2 separate regions of the Homo sapiens genome follow, and region 2 is linked to region 1. The links are chromatin loops, found by intact Hi-C in ENCODE. Cell type or tissue: PC-3. All regions are shown on one strand.

Region 1 (2,500 bases):
GTTTTCAGCTTTTTATTAGGATGTATTCCAAAGCAAAATACTAATGAATTTGGAATTACTGTCACTATCATTTCCATCTATTACCACAGATAGTCAGGAACTGATATAACTGATTTGCTTTATTTGGAGGATGAGCAATTTCTAAAAAATCATTACCCCTAGTAAACCAAGATGAGTCAGCTCATTATAATAGGGTTCTTTATACTTTGAAAAGGGGGTGGGTTTTCTTGTTCTTTCTGCAATTGATATGCGTAAGAGGAAGAATGCAAAACCATGAATCCATTCATGAAATGTACTTTTGAAATTATTCACTGATTTTTTAAAATGTTCATGCTTGTGTGTGTGTGTGTGTGTGTGTGTGTGTGTGTGTGTGTGTGTTGTGGGGGGGAGGGAAAAGGTAGATGAAAAACTACCTTGTTTAGGCATGATTGTCAATTTTATTTTCTGTCTACTTACTGCGTTGGATAAACATACTGGAATACTGCCAAAAATTCAGGTGGCTGAATGCTAATTTTGCTGAAATTAGATGGAACAGCCATCCCCTGCCAATTTTCTGTCTAAATTATGCAGAAATTTGACTCTTGTAAGACATAAATCTGGTCAAAAATAGAGTCCTAATTTTCTAGTTAGTCAGTAAGACCATCAACAGACTAATTATTCTTGTTTTATCTTTTACTTTTTATTAAGAGAAAGAAATAAAAAATGAAACGCAGTAAAAGTTACTACGCATTTTTTTCATGTAACCCAAATGTAGATTTGCAACGTTAAAGGACATAGCAGGTCTAACTTTGTCTGAGATAGAGCAGGAGTGAGCCTCAGAAAACAATTAGTGCATCTTTCAAATGTACCATAGTTATTGAATAATTACTCAAATAATGGTCAGTAATGGAATACAAAGGGTTATCTCTTAGCTAATCCTCAAGTAATGGAATTGGTATATCTGTGATTTTTCTCTTAGCCTTCCAGGGTATAGAAGAATTAGACAAAAGTGATTATGGGAACTAGAGGGAGCCACTGGAGGCCACAAGGAAAGGGAGACCTTATCTTAAGCAATTAATCAAGAAACTCATATTTTGGGACAATTATTCAGAGTTAATTCTAAAATAGCTTTAGAGCCCCAGGTCTTGAGATATTTTTTTCCAGAATTTTGTCAAGGTCATTTAGAGCACTAGGATAATCTTACATTAGAATAAAGATTTGGTTAAAGGTATATATATTAGTCTCTACCTAGAAATATGGGCAGCATGAAAACATAGCATCGGACTACATAACTGTAGTTGTAATTTTTTACTCTATTTTCATTTTTTTTGGTAGTAAACTGCACAAAATAGGATAAGGCTTTGTCCCAGAGATGGGCAGCCTTTCCCGATGCACAGTCTGAAGTGCACTGGCCTCTGGCACCCGTGGCATTAGAGGACTGGATTGCAGTTTTTGGAGTTAGGTCAGTTTGTCTCACCTTATGAAATGTGAACAGAGGGATGCTAATCCTGTTTGCCTAGTGAGTTTTTGTTTGTGTGCCATTTCACAGAATAACTGATTTCCTATTGGGTGTGGTTGTTTTAAATCTGACCAGTCATCTTATTTACTTATTACTGTGGCATTTTTTCCCATTAGTGGATTAAAAAAACTGTTATTTTCCAGGTCTTTTGTTTGTTTGACTTACCTAATTTATCTTGTTTACCTGCATAGTGAGCATTTTAAGACCTTTCCTCAGCTTTCTCTACCTGCCTTCCTTGGTATCTTCCCTTCTTCTAGTTAAGTGGATTCCCTTTGGCCGCAGACACTCTCTAGATGCCGCAGGGAGGCCAGGCCTGCCCTCGCACTGCAGCCCCCTACCTCCTCCCACCCCTACAGTAACTACCCACCCGGCTACATCCTGAGAAGGCTGTCCCAGCAGCAAGGGTGTGCCCTTGCTCCTCTGCCCCTGAAATGCTTGTTCATGACATCATCACACAGCTGGTCTTCCTCCTGAATCAGCTCTCAGCTGAAACATCTCTTCTCCATCTTTAGACAGTGACTGTCCTGTCTAAAGTCGCCCTTTTTCTCTCCACACACATTATCCCATTTTACTGTCTCCCTAGCACTTACTGTGAATTTTCCTTTTGTATTTGTTGTTGCCTATCTGCCCTGCTAGTAAAATCTATGAATAGAGAAACCTTGTCTTTTGTTTGTTAACCTCCGCATTGCCAGGCGGACACAGATCTTAACAAATATTTGTTGAATGAATGGATGGATGAGATTGCCTTGACCTTGTTATGCACACCTGACCCTGACTGTCCTCCTGCCTTGGCCTCCTCTGTGGGGCTGAAGCCACCCTCTCGGGTCATCCATAACGTCACTGCATCCTCTACACAGCTGCTAGAGTCATCTTTCTCGAAACTAGATCAAACTATTTTAAAACTACCGGTGACTTCCTATACCCTTCAAATAAAATTCACACTCTTTCCCATGATCCATGAAGCTCTCTTGACCTACCCAACCCACCTCCTTTCCTCTTGCC
Region 2 (2,500 bases), 60 kb before region 1:
GGAAGATTTTCCCCTCCTTCCCACTTATTTATTCATGTATTGATATCCGCAGACACTTATTTTACTCAGTATATTATACTCTTAGTCCATTTTCTGTTGCTTAGAATACCTGGGTAATTTATAAAGAAAGGAATTTATCTCTTATGGTTATGGCAGTTGGGAAGTACAAGGTAGAGGGGCTACATCTAGTGAGAGCCTTCTTGCTGGCGGGGAGAGGGGACTCTCAGAGTCACCAGGCAACGCAGGGCATCACATGGCAAGGGGCTGAGCATGCTAACATGCTTGCCCAGGACCCTCGTCTTCTTAGAAAGCCACCAGTCCCACTCCCATGATAACCCATCCATCTGTGAGTGGATTAACCCAGTGACAGGAGCAGACCCCTCATGACCCAGTCACTTGTCAACTGCCCCGCCTCTCAATACTGCCACACTGGGGACTGGGTTTCGACATGAGTTTTGGAGGAGGCAAACATTCAAACCGTAGCATACTCCTTTACTGTTATTATTTATTTCACTGCTTCAGCTGTACCCGGTTTGGCCCCTGGGAGCCCCTCAAGCTCCCTCCTATGTCCTTAGGCATGTTGTCATTGTTCTTTGGACAGTCCCTTACTTTCTGGCCCAAGAAGATGATCTAGGCTCTTCTTGTACTTCCAGCTTTAGCCCTGGAAGCAGCCGTTTCTCCAAAGAGCTCTGCCTCCTTTTTTTTTTTGAGATGGAGTTTTGCTTTTGTTGCCCAGGTTGGAGTACAGTGGTGCCATCTCGGCTCACTGCAACCTCTGCCTCCTGGGTTCAGGCGATTCTCCTGTCTCAGCCTCCCGAGTAGCTAGGATTATAGGCGCCCGCCACCATGCCTGGCTAATTTTTGTATTTTTTAGTAGAGATGGGGTTTCATCGTGTTGGCCGGGCTGGTCTCAAACTCCTGACCTCAGGTGATCCACCTGCCTCGGCCTCCAAAAGTGCTGGGATTACAGGCGTGCGCCGCTGCGCCTGGCCTGCCTCCTTTTTTTGAAGAATAGAGTCTAGAATCCAGGGCACTAGGACTGGTCATTGCTATTACAATGTCATTGCTTTTAGTTCACCTTAGCAGAGCTAGGGTGCATTTATCCATATCCATACATACATCTATGTCTATTTCCATAATAATATTTCCATATGTATTAAAAGCATGATTTCATATTAATAATTCCAGTTCTGATTTAATATCATACAGCTCACTATCTGTGTAATTCTAGAATATACAGAAAACAGTTTCAGAATTGCTAACCCATACCAATATATCTGGAGTTTAATTTTTGTTCAGTTTTTTTTTTTTAATTTGTAGTTTGAAAGTATATAGTCAAAACTTTGTGTTCACAAGATACTTGGAAGGGCTGAGGGTGGGGAATGGAGTATGGGGAGTAATTGCTTAGTGGCTACAGAGTGTCTGTTTGGGTTGATGAAAAGTTCTGAAAATAGATAGTGGTGATGGTTGCATGACAGTGTGAAAATAATCAAGCCACTGAATTGCATACTTAAAAATATTTTAAATAGCAAATTTTATGTTATATAAATTTTGACACACACACACACACACACACACCCCCACACACACACAAAGTGACTAATTCCTTCCCCTACCCCCAGTGTAGTTAGTGAGGTTATTTATTTGAAATATAGTTAGATTCGTTTATTTCCATTTATATTTCTTTTTTAGGCTTTCCTCTCATGCTTGAGTTTTCTTATGTAAAATATTAATATGGCTCCAAAAAAGTCAGAATTATACAAAAAAGGTATATTCAGAGAAGTGTTGCTCCTGCATTTTGTCTGCCCCATTTCCCTCCTCACCGAATCCTTTCCACTTGGCCCCATCCACTGCTGTAGGCAACCAGTCTCATTAGTTTCTGCTTTATCCTTCCTGTCTCTTTCAGATTTATTTTCTCCTTTGCATCTATATTCAATTATCCATGTTTCTAATTCAAATGCTTCTTTCTGTGCCTTTTTGTTACTTTCCACACAGTCTTCATTATCTCCCAAATAATCAACCTTTCTTCCTTACAGGGATAAACACACACATGTTCTCTCCTGTCAGCTAATGCCTTAGTTTCACCACCATCTTTTCTCTAAATGGAGGCTCCTTGAGCTGACCCATCACTCTTTGTGGGTGCTTGCCTTCATGTTATTATTTTTGATTACCTGTTTTTAGGGTTTTAAGTTTGGAGAATCCCATTTGGGCCACATCTTCCTCTGTTGATACTTTTTTTTAATTACGTTTTTTGAGACAGTCTCAATCTGTTCCCCAGGCTGGTGTGTAGTGGCGCGACGATGGCTCACTACAGCCTCAACCTCCTGGGCCCAAGTGATCCTCCTGCGTCAGCCTCCCAAGTAGCTGGGACTACAGGGGTCCACCACCATGTCTGGCTAATTGTTTTTTGTAGAGATGTGGGGGGGTCTCACTATGTTGCCTGGGCTGGTCTCAAACTCCTTGGTTCAAGTGATCCTCCTGCTTTGGCCTCCCGAAGTGC

The links. Peaks named below come from ENCODE experiments on the same cell type or tissue, not always from the same donor. Only the 100,000 strongest peaks of a DNase experiment are listed, where the experiment ranks them.
Region 2: a loop joins it to region 1, with 2.0 times the contacts of the local background. A loop is called at or near these places in 2 of 110 quality-filtered maps.

Annotation. Positions count from the first base shown.
Region 1 is chr10:7,943,759-7,946,258 of GRCh38, forward strand. The region is part of intron 2 of TAF3 (TATA-box binding protein associated factor 3); the gene reads left to right. Among named protein-coding and RNA genes, the nearest start is that of GATA3-AS1, 110 kb to the right of the region's middle. In PC-3, no CTCF peak of the experiment used is centred here; no DNase peak of the experiment used is centred here; H3K27ac peaks cover 2,500 bases.
Region 2 is chr10:7,883,696-7,886,195 of GRCh38, forward strand. The region is part of intron 2 of TAF3 (TATA-box binding protein associated factor 3); the gene reads left to right. Among named protein-coding and RNA genes, the nearest start is that of TAF3, 66 kb to the left of the region's middle. In PC-3, no CTCF peak of the experiment used is centred here; no DNase peak of the experiment used is centred here.